2 separate regions of the Homo sapiens genome follow, and region 2 is linked to region 1. A link is an interaction called in ENCODE POLR2A ChIA-PET data of the cell type or tissue named here. Cell type or tissue: PC-9. All regions are shown on one strand. Links, peaks and the distances in the headings refer to the core of each region. The heading gives the core; the rest is flanking DNA.

Region 1 (10,376 bases), core at 2,413-7,412:
ACTTGGAAAGTCCCCCCACACCCTCAGCTCCCCGTGAAACAAGACACAGGCCAGCCCACCTCCTTCTCTGCCCGCCTCTAGCCCCATGACTTTCTGGAACAGCTTGTTCCCTGTCCCTGTTTCCCTCTTGACTTACACAGGCTGCTTCTCGCACTTGCTCACACAGGCGCTTGGCAGGGATCAGGAAATCCAGAAGGAAGCTCAGCCCATCCCCCTGGAAGCCAGAGTCCAGGAGACGGAACACCTGACCCAGGACGGTGGGTGCTGTGGCCTCGAAAGGAGGATAGAGGCCCGCCAGGGCATGCTGGATGGCTGTGTCGAGGGATGGAGGGTCCTGTGGGGGACAGGAGGAGGGGGTGATAATAGCAATGATAATAAGGGCAGAGACCACTTCCCGTGACCTTCCAGGCCCCATATGCCTAAGGCCCCTGCTAATTCTCTGACCTCCTCTCCTACCCCACCCCCCTCACTCATCACTGCCAGCCACACTGGCCTTCTTTCCTGTCCCTCAAACACACTAGGCACAATCTCACCTCGGGGCCTTTGCACTGGCTGTTCCCTCTGCCTAGAATGCTCTTCCTCAAGACAGCCTCATTCCCACACCTCTTGCAGGTCTTTGCTCAAATGTCATCTGCTGATCCACGGAGACGTGGAGGAATAGGGGTGGGGGGTGGGCATTCAGGTCAGGGTCAAAGGGAAAGAGGATTTTGGCATTGCCCCAGTCTGACCGCCTGGCTGGCCTGCAGGCCTGCAGCCTGAAGCTGAGCCACGAGGGAAGCCCAGCCCAGACCAGACAGCCCCACTCCACATGCAGATGGGAGAGTGAGAATAAGTGATTGCTGTTTTGCCACTGAGCTTTGGGGTCATTTTTCACACAGCAATAACTGATACAAGTCCACGGCTGCAGACTGTACAGCCAGCTGCCTCCCATGGACCTCCTAGATGCCTCTCAGCCACCAACCGCCAACATATCAGACCCAACCTGGCAACTTCCCAAACCTGCTCCTCCCCCAGTCCTACCTCGGTGATGACCCCACCGCCCAGTCAGGCTCCTAGGCCAGAAATCTGCTCACAGCACTGCTTCTCCTCCTGCCTCCCAACCCACAATCAGCCCTCAGTGTGTCCCACACCACTTCCCCTCCACCAACAGCTCTCCAGCCAGGTGCTCCGCGCTGTCCCCTGCCCCCGCCCTGATCCAGGCTTCACCGCCTCTTCCAGGAAGGGATCCAGAAGGCAGTCAGCCCGTCCCCCTGGCAGTCAGAGTCCAGAAGAGGGAAAACTGGGCCCAGGACCCAGGATCACCTGACTCCTCTCTTTGGCTGCCAAATTCTCGTCTGCCTCACCCCAGCCATTTTCCACCAGGACCCCAGAGCGACCTTTCTCAAATGCAAACCAGACCTCATCAGTCTCTGCTCCAAACTCCTCAAAGGTTCCCACCGTCTTCAGGAAGCATCAGCCTCCAGGCATCCAGCTCCCCTGAGATCTGGCAGCTGCCCTCCGCCCCCGCCTCCCCTCCAGCCTCGCCACCCCTCTCCATGCTTCGGCCACAGTGGCACATGCCTTCCCTTGCTCACCTCGAGGCCACCGCACATGCAGTGGCTTCCTGCTGGAATGCCCTTCACTTCCACCCCTCCTCACCTGGCCAACTCCTCATTCAAGACTCAGGTCAGCTGTCAACTCCTCCAGGAGATTTTCTTGGGTGCCCCCAACTACCCCAGGGAGATCAGGTGTCCCCTTTTCTGGGATCCTATAGTACCCCTATTACAGCGGTTCCCATCTAAAGGCAGGTGTAATGGGTAGAATGACCTCCAATGACGCCCTCATCCTAATCTCTGGAACCTGTGAACGTGCTGTTACAAGACAAAGGGGAGTTAAGGCTACCAATGGAATTAAGTTTGCTAATCAGCTGACTTTAAAACAAGGAGACCATCCTGGATTAGACAAATGGGCCCAGTGTAATCACCAGGTGGAAGAGGATGCAGAAGAGGGAAGGGTAAGAGGAAATGTGACTATGGGCCAGGGGTGGTGGCTCACACCTGTAATCCCAGCACTCTGGGAAGCTGAGGTGGGAGGATCGCCTGAGGCTAGGAATTTGAGACCAGCCTGGGCAACATAGTGAGATCCCATCTCTTATTACATTAAAAATCGTAAATAGGCTGGGTGTGGTGGCTCATGCCTGTATCCCAGCACTTTGGGAGGCTGAGGTGGGTGGATCCCTTGAGGTCAGGAGTTCAAGGCCAGCCTGGCCAACATAGCAAAACCCCATCTTTACTAAAAATACAAAAAAGTAGCCCGGTGTGGTGATGCATGCCTGTAATCCCAGCTACTCGGGAGGCCAAGGCATGAGAATTGCTTGAACCTGGGAGATGGAGGTTTCAGTGAGCCAAGATGGCGCCACTGCACTCCAGCCTAGGCGACAGAGCAATAATAAATAAAATAAAATAATAAATAAATAGCGGAAATATGACAACGGAAGCAGGATCAGAGAGATGTGATGTTGCTGGCTTGGAACATAGAGCGGGAGCCAAGGAATGCGGGCGTCTCCTAGAAGCTGGAGAAGGCAAGCAAATGGATTCTCCCCTAGAGCCTCCAGAAGAGAAATAGCCCTGCCAAGACTTTGTTTTTGGCCCAGTGAAATGCATGTCAGGCCTCTGATCTTTTATTACCTGCAAGGTACTATACTTGTGTAGCTTGAAACTAAAGTGCATGATCATTTGCTACGGTGGCAACAGGAGGCAGGTACAGTAAGCACTGGCTTCTTTTCCTCTTTGGGGCCTCGGTGTCTGCACAGGACCAGGCACAAACAGGTGCTTCATAAATTTTATGGCAGAAGAAACAAAATGTCCCTCTCTGAATCACAATTTTTCTTTTCCTTTTCTTGTCTTCTCTTTATTATTATTATTATTATTATTATTATTATTTTTGAGACAGAGTCTTGCTCTGTTGCCCAGGCTGGAGTGCAGTGTTCCGATCTCTGCTTGCTGCAGCCTCCGCCTTCTGGGTTGAAGCGATTCTCCTGCCTCAGCCCGAGTAGCTGGAATTACAGGGATGAGCCACCGTGCTTGGCCTTTTTGTTTGTTTGTTTGTTTGTTTGTTTTTAAAGACAAGATCTTGCTCTGTTGCCCAGACTGGAGTGCAGTGGTGCTATCTCGGCTCACTGCAGTCTTGACTTCCTGGGCTCCAGCAATCCTTCCACCTCAGCCTCCCGAGTAGCTGTGGACCACAGGCACCCACCACCATGCCTAGCTAATTTTTGTATTTTTGGTAGAGATGGGGTTTCACCATGTTGCCCAGGCTGGTCTTGAACTCCTGAGCTCAAGCTAGCCACCCGTCTCGCCTTCCCAAAATGCTGGGATTAGAGGCATGAACCACCACGCCTGGTCAGAACCACCATTTTTCTGTCAAATAGACAAGTTGGACTAGGCCAGAGGTTTCCACCCAGGTATGGTCTTAGGACCCATAGGTCATGAGCCTCACGGGGGCCCTTCTGGTTGCCCCAGCCTGGTTGCAAGCTCCAGGTCCACCTGTTGCCCAGGGGGGCAAAGGGAGATGAGAATAAATAAGGACCCCACTCAAAGGGAGCTTACTTAAGGAGGGAAAAATCATTTTAGTAAATGAGGCCCCTGAAGAAAGAGAAATACAATAGGAACTCTGAGGAGGAGGAGGGTGGCATTTCTCAATGCCAGCAAGATTCCAATGCCAGGAGGCTTTTACAGAGGACTGAGGCTCCCTCCCACCCGTAGCCCACACAGTGCTGGGCGCAGGGGACCGCCATCACTATTTGTAGAATGAATGAGTGAATGAATGAGTGTCCACAGCCCATTGTGATGGAAACAGGGTCCGGGCACTGCCGTGGCAGTGAGCTCAGAGAGGATGATGGACCGACAGGCATCTGGTGCTGAAATCACATGTACCCAGGAGGTTTTACACTGAGGTGGAGGGAGGGGCCTTCAACTTGGCAGAACAGGGAAGGTCTCATCTGGCCCGGTGTCCTCTTCTAATCCCCCCCCAACCCCCACCAATCATGGTCAAACTCTGACATTTCCCACCCCATGCAATCCTGGGAGCAGTCCCTTCCCCTGCCAGGTGCCCTCCCCACTCCCTCCCTCCTCTCTCCTGAGACTTGGGCTCTGGCCTCTCTGTTGAGACGTTGGCTCCAGCCTCTCTGTGCAGCCTTGAGTAGGTCCTTTCCCTCTCTGGGCCTCTTTCCTTGTGTAAAGAAAGCATATTGAGCTGGGCTAAGCTTGATTTGTTTTGGTTTTGGAAATTTAATCATTCATGATGACTTTTATGATGTTTAGCATCTCCTCATACCATGCATACTATTAGCACTTACTATTTTTCTTCAAATCCACTCACTTTTTCAAAACTTACATAATTGTGTTTTTCAATGAGACTCTGTATCATCACAGTGGTTATGCAAGTGCAGCCAGACTGCCCGGGTTCAAACTCTGGTTCTGTCACTTACTGGTTGTGTGTACCTGGCAAGTCAGATTTAACTCGTTGTGCCTCAGTTTCCTCATCTGTAAAATGGAGACTGTAATTACACCCACCTTAAGGAGTTGATCAAGATTGGGTGTATTGAGGTAATACATGCGAATTCTCTGCACAGGACTAGAATTTAGTAGGTGCTCATTAAGTAAGAGCCATCACTACAATTTCTGTGGTCATATTATTATTATTATTATTATTATGGTGTGTGTGTGTGTGTGTGTGTGTCTGTGTGTGTGTGTGTGTGTGTGTGGTTTTAAGGAGCAGAAAGTTTAATAGGCAAGAAAGAAAGAAGGAAGAAGAAAACAGTTCCCCTGTATGGAGACAGAGGGAGGAGGATTCTAACAAAGAGAAAACCCCGTGTGCTGCAGAAAAGTGGCTGCTTCTACGAGGAGGTTGGAGGAGATGGTGTCTGATTTGCATAGGGCTCAAGGGATTGGTTTGACCAGGCATGTCACTCATGTAGCCCACGAAAAAACTGGCCCTACTACCCTAGCTTTTTAATATGCAAATGCAGGGCGCCATGATGTTCTACACAGGTGGGGATATGTGGGGGCGGCCATGTTACCAGGCACATGTGGGGGCAAGGGCAAGAAGAAGAAGGTAGGAATCACCATGTTTGGGTGGATCTGTGGCAATATTATAACTGTTATTACATCATCACTATAAATGGAGAAATAACTGTAAACTGGCATAAATCGAATGTAACTCCAAAAATAAACTGATGATGCATTGGATGGTTTTTGTATTATTTCATTTATTAAAATATATTTAAATATATTACTTATATAAAGTATATTTTTTGTTTACTGTTTGTATTTCTGTGAAAATAAACTACTTTAAAAAATAAAAATAAACAATGAAAACGAATAGTACCATTAAATTCTAGGGACATCTGGTCACCTCTTGGAGCCTAAGGGGGTCTTCTCCCTCTCTTTCTCCCAAATGCATCAGAGAGATGTTAAAGACATCTTATCCCCAGAGGAAGTCTTTCTCCTTAGGTCTGGAGAAGCTCAGGGAATTTGAAAGGGACTGATTGTCCATCACATGGTTCCATGTCATTTAGTTCCAGTCTGTGACATACCTTGTGTCTAACCAGGCCCGCATTCCTGGCCCCTATACTATGCTCATGACCTTCTGGACTGACCCAGGGAACCTTGTAGTGCAGAGGGACATAGAAAACTACCTGCTCACAGTGGTTATACCTGGGCAATGGAGTGGGGGTGGGGGGATGTGTATACTTCTATTTCAATGTCTTTGCAATGAGCCACTGCTATTATAGTCTTTTTTTTTTTTTTTTGAGACAGAGTCTCACTTTGTCACCCAGGCTGGAGTACAGTGATGCAATCTTGGCTCACTGCAACCTCCGCCTCCCGGGCTCAAGTGATTCTTCTGCTTCAGCCTCCCATGTAGCTGGGATTATAGGCACCCACCACCGCGCCCAGCTAATTTTTGTAGTTTTAGTAGAGATGCAGTTTCACCATGTTGGCCAAGCTGGTCTTGAACTCCTGACCTCAGGTGATCCGCCCTCCTCGGCCTCCTGAAGTGCTGAGATTACAGGCATGAGACACTGTGCCTGGCCCCATTATAATCTTAAGTATCATTTTCGTCAAGTAAAATAAACAAATTTAAAGGGCACAGGTTGATGCCTTTTTAACCTATGTATGAGCCCCTGTAACCACTTACCCAGATCAAGAGACAAAAGAGCTCCATACTCCAGAGAGAGGCCCCTTGCCAGTTGTCTATGTCATCACTGTGGTCTGCATCCTAACCTCAGGGAAACAGTGAGTTAAACTATCTTTCCCTGATGTGCCTCAGTTTCCCCTTCTGCACATAGATGGGATTCTGATTCCTATCCTACCTCACTCAGATGATTGTTCTAGACACACAAGGAGCTAATTAATGGATGTACAGGGTCTTGGGGAAAGTCAAAGGCATGGCCGCTGCTGTTATTGCTATTCATTCTTACTTATTTTCACTCATCCTGTCAGCCCAAGCTTAAGTCCCAGCCTCTGTGTGAAGCATCCCCCATCTCCTGGTCCCTCCCTGTGTCCACTACTGTCACCCCAATGATAACAACAGTCTCCAGGCGGCTACTGTGCCCAGGTCCCCTACTTGCATTCTCTTGCTTAGCCCACACAACGATGCCAGGAGCCAAGTAGGAATGACCCGTTTTGCAAGTCAAGAAACCGAGGCTGATCTTGCCCAAGACCGCACAGAAGAGAAAGACAGAGCCAGGATCCAATCCAGATTGGGGCCTGCCAAGTCTGCCCAGATCTTCCCCTGTTTCCTGCCGCCCCCTCTGCCTGGGGACCACCAGCTGTGGGGACTGACGATCCCAGCTGCCTGTCCTTCCCAGTTTCTAGTAGAGCCTGAAGAAACTGTTTACCTCTCACAGAGCAAGGCTCAGAGACCGGGACACCCTTAGCTTTCACAAATTGGCTTGGTTTGCCACACACTGTTACCATTTAAGGGGCAGCCAGTAAAAAGGAAGTATGTTCCGAGTTAACAGAGCTCCGAGCTCTTGGCCAGCACATTACCCACTACAGGCCTGAACCCCAGGGGCTCATAAGCCATCCAAGTATTGGAGGAAGCACACTGTGGTGGGTGTGGGGGTGCCCAGGCGGCTGCAGGAAGGAACGCTAGCCACTCTCATTCCCAATCCACCCGGCAGCCCAGCCTGGGACCACAGGAACCCAAACACCAGACGTGGGCCCCTCAGCATGATTTCCATGAAACTTAATAGATGTGTTTCCATTCCTTCCCAGTGAACACAGCCCGCAGCCCGGCAGGAGCCAGGCTGTTCCCAGGCAGGAGCCAGCGGGTGTGAGGCTGAAAAGGAAGAAGGTGAGACGAGCCACAGCCCCCTCCCCTGCAGCCCAAGGTCAGAGAAGGAGCTCATCAAGGGGACAGGCAGAACCAGGCCCGCACTGCTGGCTCCTATACCATGCTCACGACCTTCTGGACTGACCCAGGGAAGCTTGCAGGTTAGGAGGGACTACTTGCTCACAGCGGTTATAACCTGGGCAGGGGAGTAGGGGCGTGCGTATACTTCCATTTCAATGTCTTTGCAATGAGCTGCTATTATTATAATCTTAAATACCATTTTTATCAAGTAAAATAAACAAATATAAAAGGCATAGGATGATGCCTTTTTACCTATGTATGAACCCTGTAACCACTTACCCAGATCAAGAGACAAAAGACCTCCACCACTCCAGAAAGAGGCCCCTTGCCAGCCAACTCTCCCACCCCTGACTATTGGAATTTTTTTTAAAGAAAACAGTGTCATACCGTATGATCTATAGTATGAATAAAACCATGTAAGCCTAGAAAAAACTCCAAGTGGACATTAAGTAAAGTGTTAACTGCAGTTACCCCTGAGGGCTGTGCGGGGCAGGGGCCTCGTAAGGCAGCCTTTTAATTTTCTTCATAGTTTCCCGGATTTTCCAAACATTCCGTAACCAGCTTGTATAGCTTTTATAATTAGGAGGGGAAAAAATAAAAGTGTGAGAGTATGTGTTTTTAAGGCTGGTTCCCTTTGTAAATGGTCTCACCAGATGTTGTTAGCTGGACTTTCTGAGATGTGGATTAAGCTTTTCTTTTCTTTTCTTTTCAAGAAAGAGTTTTGCTCTTGTTGCCCAGGCTGGAGTGCAATGGTGCCATCTCGACTCACTGCAACCTCTGCCTCCTGGGTTCAAGCGATTCTCCTGCCTCAGCCTCCCAGGTAGCTGGGATTACGGGCACCTGCCAACACGCCCAGCTAATTTTTTGTATTTTTAGTAGAGACAGGGTTTCATCATGTTGGCCAGGCTGGTCTAAAACTCCTGACCTCAGGTGATCCACCCACCTTGGCCTCCCAAAGTGCTGGGATTACAGTCATGAGCCACTGCACCCAGCTGGACTGAGCTTTTCTTAAAGGTCCAGATTTATCCATTTACTGCAACGGGCAAAGATTTTAGTATCACTTAGCATCTGCCGCCTCCTTACTTGGGAAGAGAGGACTGAGAAAAGCCAAAATGGACAGAGTCCTAGGGCTACCTTCAAGCTCTGCCCTGTTCCTTGGGGAAAAAAAAAATGCCTAGGGAGGGTGAGATTATGCCCCTGACTCTCTGGGTGATCCTGGCCTCAGTTTCCCCACCTATAAAAGGGAGGCACTAAGCATATCTATCTCCAAGGGCCCTTCCAGTAGGGGCATTCTAGAATTCAAAGTATAATCAGGGGCCGGGTGCAGTGGCTCATGCCTATAATCCCAGCACTTTGGGAGGCTGAGACAGGAGGATCTCTTGGGGCCAGAAGTTCGAGACTAGCCTGGCCAACATAGTGACAGCCTGTCTCTATAAAAAATAGGAAAACTTAGCCAGGCATGGTAGCTCATGGTAGTCCCAGTTACTTTAGGCACTGAGACAGAAGGATCGCTTAAGCCCAGGAGGTGGAGACTGCAGTAAACTATGATCACACCACTGTACTCCAGCCTGGGCAGAGCGAGTCCCCAACTCCAAAAAAAAAAAAAAGTATAATCTATTTCAGGAAGGTTTGGAGCTGGGATGTGGTTTCTGAATGGGATCAGTTAATCCTCAGTTGGTGAGAAGGTTTAAAAAGATCTGTCTTGGCTGGGCACGGTGGCTCATGCCTGTAATCCCAGTACTTTGGGAGGCTGAGGCAGGCAGATCACCTGATGTCAGGAGTTCGAGACCAGCCTGGCCAACATAGTGCAACCCTGTCTCTACTAAAAATACAAAAACTAGCCGGGTGTGGTGGCGGGTGCTGAAAATCACAGCTACTCAGAAGGCCGAGGCAGGAGAATTGCTTGAAACTGGGAGGCAGAAGCTGCAGTGAGCAGAGATTGGGCCACTGCACCCCAGCCTGGGTGACAGAGTGAGATCTGTCTCAAAAAAAAAAAAAATCTGTCTCTTCCATCTTCCTGCCTCAGGCCTAGGGAGAGTCAGTCTAAACCAACAGCCACAGGTATAAATAAGTGCTTCCAGGGGCCTGACAGGTAACATGAAGACAGACACTGGCTGAGTGTGAGAAAGCACTCACTTCCACCCTTTGGAGATAGTCAGCCTCAGCACCAGGGAAGCAATGGGGAATAGAGGGGCTTGGGGCACACACCCCCTCTCATCAGCATCAGCTGAGTGTTGCTTTGGCCCAGCACCACCTGATCTACTGATTTTTCAGTAAAACCTCCCAATTTTGAAAAAGTTGGCCAAGCCAAACACATCTGTGAGCCAGATACGGCCCAGCGGGTGTCAGGTTGTAATTTCCAGTCTCAATGACCTGGGACACTCGTCCTGAACTTCTCCAGGCTGGAGATTCTAGAACCAGCATTCTGTGGCTCTGGCTGCCAGGAAGTTCTTGCTCACTTCCAACTAAAACTTCTGCTTTAAGTCCTTTTTATTTTTGTGTGGGTGGAGGTATGAGTGAGTATTGGCTCGTATAAAAAAACTTTCAGAAACTGGGAAAACAGCCCTGATGCAGTGAGCCGAGAAGCAAGTGGCTGTCAGAAGACCCACGTTATAGTCCAGCTCTGTCTGTATCATCTGCATGACCTCGACCCCCTGCCCCTCACTGAGCCTTAGTTTTGTATTTGTTCCTTTCTCTCCCTCTCCCCTTTTCCTCTGCCTTGGGCTCACCATCTCCCACCCAAACCACATCATGATCACAATTGTAACCAGAGCTGCTTCCTACTGTCTTGTGTGTTAGGCCCCTGCTAAGCATTTTTCATTAACTATTTTATCTCAATAATTCTATGGGCTGGGTATTTTTATTCCCATTTTACAAGTTAAGAAACTGAGCTCAAGGCTCTACTGCTACTAAATGGTAGCACTGGGGTATGACCCTGGGCACATAACCACCAGCTGTCCTGTCTCTTTCCCCGGGCT
Region 2 (7,905 bases), core at 2,906-7,905, 120 kb before region 1:
GTCATGGAAGTAGACACCATGTCATCCCCATTTGGCAGATAAGGAAGTGGAGGCACAGAGAGGGTGACAACCTGCCTGAAGCCACACTGTGAGTCTGTGGCAGAGCCAGCTCTGATCCGGAGTCCAGGCCCCTGGCACCAAGCTATGAGCAGAGCTTGGGTGGGGATTGGCAGCCCTGACCTGCCAAAGAGCAGTGCCCAGCACTGTCCTTGTGGGGCCCAGACTCAGCCCTCACATGGGGTTTGAGGGGCAAGGCCTCAGGCTCATTTTCTCTGTCTGTAAAATGGACATATGTGCCCCAAAGAGTCAGTATCCTTCCCCTTCCTGGGTTCCTGGCTAGTGGGCTCCCCGGAGTGGGGCAGGCTTGGGGGCTGATCAGGGAGGCCTGTGCACCTGCCCAGTGTCAGCAGCCCTGGCTGGAGCAGCCCTGCCCCTGCTGTATAGCCGGGAGGCTGTTCAGGCCTGGAAGCCAGAGTTGGCAGCCCTTGTTGGGGCTGTGCCCTGACCCTGCCCTCAGGGTGCTCCGGAAGAAGGGACAGGCACAGAAACTGCTATTCCTAACTAAGGCTGCCGAGTATCCAGTATCGTAAAGGTCTGGGGAGGTCAAGGCAGTTGGCTGCAGTCCAGGAAGGCTTCACAAAGGAGGCCTCCTTGGGGCAGGGTTTTGCAGGTTGAGTAAGAGTTCATTAGGTAGAGAGGATAGTAAAAGTGTTTTTAGCACAGGGAATGGCAATAGGTCCCAACTACTCCATCCTTGCCCTTGCTTACCCTCTCTGTATTTCAGGGGGCTGGAAGTTGGAAAATGACATTTTCCAGAGCTGCTTCCCAGCCGGTTTCAGGTTGGGATCTGCCAGTGGGAAAGAGGCCTGAGGAGGGGAGATGCCAGCCTGCCTCTGGCTGCAGCCTCAGGTGGCTTCCGCAGGCTCTGTATTTCCCAGCAGCTATGTTGGTTCTAGGGCTGTGGGCGCCAGCTCGTGGGCTTTGCAGCTGCTTCCCAATTTCTAGGTCACACTCCTTCTCCCATCTGCTCCTCTGCCCCTTTGGATACTTCTGGAATGAACTTCCTCTATGAACTCCCTCTCTGCCTGAAATAGTAGTGCGGTTTCTGTTTTCCAGCTGGTGACTCACTGATACAATTATCAAGCCACCCAGCCAGCACCAGGTTGTAGCGTCCAAGGAACAGAAGGATTCGGCACCCAGAACACGTGATGTCATGTTTTTATTTTGATTTATTTTTTATGTGCATGTCATGTCTTTCTACATGACTTCCCAAGGGTGGGGACTGTCCCCATCATCTATTCATTCAACAGATACTCATGAGTGCTTCGATGGTGGGGAATGAGATGAATGACCAAGTCTGCACATCCACGGAATCGCAGTCTAGACCTGCTTCATCCAGTACTAGCCAGACTGGCTACCGAGCACTTGAAATGCAGCTAGTTCAAATTGAGACCTGCTGTCAGTATAAAACACACACCACATTTCAAAGATTGAGTACAAAAATAAGAAGGTCAAATACCTTACTAATTCTTATATTGATTACATGTTGAAATAATGTTTTGGATATATTGGATTAAATAAAATACATTATTAAAGCTAATTCCACCTATGGCTTTTTTACTGTTTTCAATGTGGTCACTAGAAAATTCTAAATTACATATGTGGCTTGCATTTGTGGCTCATGTATTATTTCTATGGGACAGCACAGGTCTTGTGGGAGTTGAGTTAGGAAACATTCATTTACCAATTCAGCATTTATTAGTGTATTTAAGAGATACGTGGTCCCTGCCTCGAGGGCTTCAGATAGGATGGAGAAGGGGACAGATAGGCCAACGTGGAAGTAAAATTTACTGTGATAAATGTTTGAATTGGTCCATATTCCAGGACTCTGGGGACCCGAAAAGATATCAAGGAAGGTTTCACAGAAGAGGTGACTTTGGTGTTAAGCATTATAGGATGAGTAGGAGTTTGCCAAGCAGGGAAAGAAAAGGAGGGGCACTCCAGGCTCAGGGAACTACATACACAAAAGCCAAGAGGTAGACAACTACGCAGGGTGTTCTGGGGATACAGGAAGTTAATTGTGGCCCAAAAACAGACTGTTGGTGGAAGGGGCCGGAGATGGAGCCAGCCTGTGTAGGACCTTGAATGCCAGTAAAGTTTAAACGCAGGGACAGGGCTGAGGCTCAGGAAAGACTCCTAGGCAGGAAGTGGGGGTCCAGGTGTGAGCGAGCTCACCTACCCATCTCCCTCCAAACTCATAAAGGAACAGACCAGACCTAGTTTGAGTGTGAAAAATAAACTATTTTATTTCAGTGTTTGCTCCTTGCGGTTCAGAAGCACATCTACTGCCTGGTTGGAACCCAAGGCTTTTATAAAACCGTAGAGAAATAGAGCTCTATGTATAGAGAAAATATACATGTTGATTAATTGTGTGACTCTTTCCTGTGCAAAGCAGAAAGTTCTAAATGCAACAGCATGATTCTCTCCAAGTCCTTCCCTGGGATTTGGGGGGCCCTGGAGGCTGTGATCTCACCTCCAATAGAGAATCCCCAATTCTTCCAGCCCAAGGGAGGCCCAGTCATGTAGAAAGAGCAGGAGATAAAGTCAAAGCTGACAACTCATGGGTTCCCCAAGCTTCCTCCGGGGCAGGGGCTATGTTTGGGGGCCTTAGCCCTGCAAAGAAGGGGTAGCTGGGGTGCCAACCTTGTTGGTTAGTGACCAGCACTGGCAGCTAAGGCTGTTGGGAAGTCTAGGCATTGCAGCGGGCAGGCTCATGGGTAGAGCAGGGGTGTCCAGGGCTCTTCTCCCCTAGAACTGGGGTCTGAAGGGTGGTACCTGGGCATAGGAAGGAACCAGGACAGGGCTGGGGACAGAAGGTGGTCACAGTCATGGTTTCACTCTCAGAAATATCCTGGGCCTATGGCTTAAGGCTTCGTGGAGCAGGGAGTGGACCTTGTGGTTATTTACAAGGCTGGGCCATATAAAAGCATTGCAAACATGGAGTGGAGAGGATCCTTGGAGATGAGCTGGTTCAATCACTCCTCTGACCAACAAGGAAACAAAGGCCCAGAGAGGAGAAGGCAGTGCCTGGCCAGACGTGGGACCTGAACCCAGCCAGGGCTCTGACTCCCAGTCCCCCAGTCCCCTCTCTACCTCCTTGTCTTGGCTGAGTCTTTTTTTGATAAAGGCCCCAGACAGCCTCTCCGACAGTCTCAGGTCAGGCTGGGGTTATAAATGGAGCAGTGGACTCAGAGTCAGAGGCCCAGACTCTGCTCTTGGGCCTTCACATTACCCAGCCTTGCTAATAACCACGAGGCCACTGGTGTGGAGGGGGCTGCCTCCTCTCTCTAAGCCTCAGTCTCCTTATCCTGGAAGCAGCGCCCACAACAGTTTCCCATGGTGATTAAATGGGTTGGAGGCCCCGTGAGCCCCAGCAAGTGTGGGAGGCACCCAGCACATAGTAGGTGCTTCACAATGGTGAGGTTGAGGGGGAGGGCTATTAAGCTTGGGCTGCTGGGATGTGGAGGGGACCTTGGGCCTATCACTGTCCCCACCCAGCTCTGGCTGTCCCAAGGGCCCCTGGAGCTGGGTGCAGTCATGGGAAGAGGTACGGGATGCAGTCTAGGGAGCTGGATTCCCTGATCCAGCCAAGGGGCATGCTGTCCCTTTTTTGCCTGCTCCAAGGAGCTATGAAGTAGATCAAACAATATGGTGGGTGGTCAATGGCTTTCCAAAGGGCATCTGGGCAGGAGAGGGAATGTAGGTCTTTCCTCTCTCACCCCAGCCCCAGTCAGCCAAGGTCAGGGCTCCCACTGTTTCTGGCACAGAGCATTCCTCACAGCAAAGGGGGTGAGTGGGGACCCACAGGCTCAGGAGGCTGAGATGGGCCAGGGGCACATTCCATTTCCGAGAGCCCCCATAGGCTGCCCACCCTGCCCTGGGGTCTGGGGCCCAAGAAGGGGCATATTTTGCTCACTAGCTTGGGATAAGGATTGGGATCAAGGTGGGGGCTCTCAGCAGGCTGGGAGCAGGGGTCCCTTAGGCGGGGCCAATGATGACATTCCGGAAGCCCTTCACAGCCTTCAGCTTGTCGCTCTCGAAGTTCACCACCAGCTTGTGGAGGCCCATGTGGAGCGGCAGCAGGTCCATTCTCACCTTAACTTCCTCCCCTGCCTCCACGGGGTCTGGGCTGCAGGGAGAGAGGGGGTGGTGAGGAAAGGGGCCCAAGGCCTGGCTCCCGCATGCTGGGGTCCAGCCAGGAAGTCACGTGACCTCCGAGGATCAGCACAGCGTGTCCATGAATGGGCCTCATTCTCGGCCCTCTGCGGGGCCTGGACAATCTGCCCTCCTAGAGTGAACAGTGCCTGTGCACGCATGTGTGTCCGTGTGCATAAAAGCAGATGGTGCATTTAGGGGCACAAGGGGATAGGCTCAGGTAGCCGTGTGTGTGAAAATGTATTGAGCTGTACATAGGTGATCTGTGCTTTTTACTGTATATAAGTTACATTACAGTAAAAAAGTAAAAAAGAAGTGTGTGCTCGTATGTATGTGTGCAGCTACGTATCTATGTGGAAACACCCACGCATGCATATGTGTGTGCATGCTCATGTGTGGACATTCGGAGGGCAGATACCTGTCTATGTGAGGATGCACGTGTCTGCAGGTGAGCGCCTATTGACGGATGATGTCACTGTGGAGGTCTGTGGCAGATCTGTGCATGGGTGGTGTCAGCATTGACAGAGAATGTGACGGTGGGAACTCTAGCCCCAGGGTGTCTGGGAGTGGGCACAGCTGTGTGGGAGATGAGAGGAGGGGATTTTCAGCCAGGGCTTGGTACCTAAGGACAGTCTCTACCCCCACCGGCATCTGCCCGCTTCCCCCAGGCCCCAAAGCTAGAGCAGCCAGCACTTACATCTCCACCGTCTTCTGCTCCTCAGTCAGGCCGGCCCCCTCCACAGTGAAGGTGCAGCCTTCCAGGGCCACAGGGAGCGGGTTCTGCAGGGACACCTCAGCCACCAGCTTGCGTTTCTGCTTGGGCTCCCCAAGGATCTGGAAGAGGGCATGGGGCAGATGTCAAGGGCAGGTGGGATCCAGGCTGGGCTGTCTGCATTCACTGCAATTTGGCCCAATATTTGCTGAACAAAGCTGTACCCAGGTCTGCCACGATCACCCCCCCTCCCCCCACCTCTGTGCCTCAGTTTCTTCATCGGGAAAACACCGATTGTGCTACCGGCCCAGGTCTCCTGCATGGAGCTGCAATGAGGCTCCACGTGACCCAGGGGATGTCCAAAGTGCCTCCCTTGTCCCAGGGTCTGGAGGGGAAAGATCACAGGCTTTTGAGCCAGGCTGATCTCTGCCTCTTCTTCACTGTGTGACCTGGGGAAGTTACTCCCCACTCTGTACACCTTGGATTCTTCATGGGAGAGAAATGCCTGACTGAGGGTTCTTGTGAGGATTAACTGAGCTAATATGTGCAAGCTTCCAGCAGAATGTCTGACACACTGCTCACTGCCGCTCCCTCTGCTGTTTACCATTTAAGTGTAATTGTTGCCCTTAGGGGTTGTGGGCTGCGGCTCCTCTAAGTGAAGGGCTATAATGATGATGATGGCGATGATAAGGATAGTTAGCTTTCAGTGAGCCCTTATCATGTGCTGAGGATGGCTCTATGTGTTTCCTGTGGATATGCTTTTAATTCTTACAACACCCCTCAGTGCTATTATTAACCCCATGTTACAGATGAATAAACTGAGGCACAGAGGGGCAAACTCACATGCCCAGGGCTGCCCTGGTACAAATTCAGGCAGTGAGACTCTAGTCTGTGCCCTTCACTCCCCCACCCCACCCTGCCCCACCAGTGCCCAGTGCCTGGGGGTTCCAGCCTTAGTAGTATAGCATTTGAAGGATTCATGACTCTAAGATCCCCAAATTCCATGACCCTAACACTCTGGGATTTTCAGATTCATTCCTAGAGGCTACGAGTCCCCAATTCTCTAGGCTTCATGATGCTTTTCTTCGATGAGGCTAGGATTTGAGGATCGCTAAGGCACCAAAGGTCTGGAGCTTGCAGGGATGCAGGTGTGTGGGGTGGGGGTAGGGATCTGCCCTCTCCCCAGCGCTGAGCTGCCCTGGGACCCTGCCCCTTGCCCAGCCTGCCCTTACCCGGATCTTGATTTCTGGATTCTCCAGGTAGAGGTCCCTCTCAGCCAGCAGGTAGCTGTTGATAACTGGCTCCACGAGGAGGGCCCGCACCTTGATGAGGTTGGACTCCGTAAGGCAGTCACGGTATTTCTCATAGAGGATGCAAAGAGGAACGCTCTTCTCTGCAGAAGGGGAGAAAGGAGGGTGCTCATGATGCAGAATCACCCCTCCCAACTCTCTTGCAACTCCAAGAGGCACAGAGAGGGGAAGGAATGTGCTTGGGGTCACACAGCGGGGGAATGGCTGGGCGGATCCCTGAACTCCCCACTGTGGCTCCAGGGTTCCCAGCGAGGAGCTGGAGAGTGGACACTGAGCAGCGGGTAGAGGACGCACTTGGACTCCCACGGGCCTTGGTTCTAATCCTGCCTTTGCCTCTTCTAATGGGTGACCCCGCGTGAGCCACTCCACCTCCCAGGTCCTCGATGTTTGGATCTGCGTGGCACAGGCACTCCTAAGGCTGTGGGAGGATGAGCTGAGCGAGTGTCCCGGAAGAGCCTGGTGCGCTCGGGACTCAGGGTGTGTGAGCCGCGGGCCCTTCATCCTGGGGAGGATCAGAGCCGACATCTGCTTGCTGCACCAGGCACTGCACTTCCCACGGCGGGCTCCTACTTCACCTACATGACAACCCTAAAAGGCTTGTACGTGTATTACCACCCAACTTACAGATGAGAAAACTGAGTCTCCAGCAGGTGAAATAACGTTGTCCTAGGTCACACAGCTGATATGTACTGTGCAGGCATCTGGACTAATAATCCAGATCTTAGAGTCCAACAATATGGTCCACACTCACTGAAGAATGCCTCTCATGGACATAAGGTCATTTCCCTCCACGAGGCTCGTGATGCTGTACCCGTTGCACAGATGAAGAATCACCTCTGCCAGTAAGTGCTCAGATTGGGAGACTTGCCTCAGGCCCTGTCTGGCCACTCACTGGCTGTGTGAGCCCGGGGAGATGACCTCCCCTCTCTGTTTCCCCTCTGTTTCCTCTCTGTTCCCAGATCTTATCACCTGCTGGGCAGAGGTAAGACCAAGGGTCGTTGCAGAGCAAAAGCCGCACAGTGATATGGGGATGAGAAAGAAGATGGCAGGAACAAAGCTACCCACTGAAGTGTGGTTCTTAGCCCCATGTTTCTGAAAAGAACACTGAGGCTGGAGGACCTTAGCAGTTTAGCATTTTAAGGATTCATGTAGTTTAGCATTTAAGAAAACAGACCTGGGGTCTGTTTGTAGGAGGCAGGGAGGAGCAGTAAATAAATACAAGTAGTTGGGTGTAGTGGCTCGCGCCTGTAATCCCAGCACTTTGGGAGGCTGAGGCAGGAGGATTGCTTGAGCCCAGGAGTTTGAGACCAGCCTGAGCAACATAGTGAGACCCCGTCTCTATAAAAAATACAAAAATTCAAGCCGGGAGTGGTGGGGTGAGCCTATAGTTCCAGCTACTTGGGAGGCTGAGGTGGGAGGATCGCTTGGGCCTGGAAGGTCGAGGCTGCAGTGAGCCGTGATTGCACCACTGCACTCCAGCCTGGGCAACAGAGTGAGACCCTGTCTCAAGGGGGAAAAAAAGAGAGAAAATACAAACAAAGTCATGCATATTCAATTCTGGCCAGATACAGTGATGTGCTGTGGACTCTGAGTTTCAGACCTGAGTCTACTGCTAAAGAGGGAGATTGGCAAGGCTTAGGAGGCCAGAGGCAAATCAGCACCCTCAGA

The links. ChIA-PET counts read pairs that join two places held together with the same protein. Peaks named below come from ENCODE experiments on the same cell type or tissue, not always from the same donor. Only the 100,000 strongest peaks of a DNase experiment are listed, where the experiment ranks them.
Region 2: POLR2A ChIA-PET joins it to region 1 with 13 read pairs; 2 of 35 experiments call an interaction of 5 or more read pairs at or near these places.

Annotation. Positions count from the first base shown.
Region 1 is chr20:38,245,793-38,256,168 of GRCh38, forward strand. It overlaps KIAA1755, which reads right to left. Exons shown (of 14, transcript NM_001029864.2): 2 at 137-334. LOC124904900 (a long non-coding RNA gene) reads left to right here and starts at 6,171. Exons shown (of 3, transcript XR_007067581.1): 1 at 6,171-7,478. RefSeq lists enhancers at 650-1,150, 7,177-7,769. In PC-9, for the core only: no CTCF peak of the experiment used is centred there; no DNase peak of the experiment used is centred there.
Region 2 is chr20:38,126,181-38,134,085 of GRCh38, forward strand. It overlaps TGM2 (transglutaminase 2), which reads right to left. Exons shown (of 13, transcript NM_004613.4): 11 at 6,160-6,320; 12 at 4,913-5,049; 13 at 1,205-4,189. The coding sequence ends at 4,039. Among named protein-coding and RNA genes, the nearest start is that of TGM2, 35 kb to the right of the region's middle. In PC-9, for the core only: no CTCF peak of the experiment used is centred there; a DNase peak (open chromatin) is centred at 5,541; H3K27ac peaks cover 4,654 bases.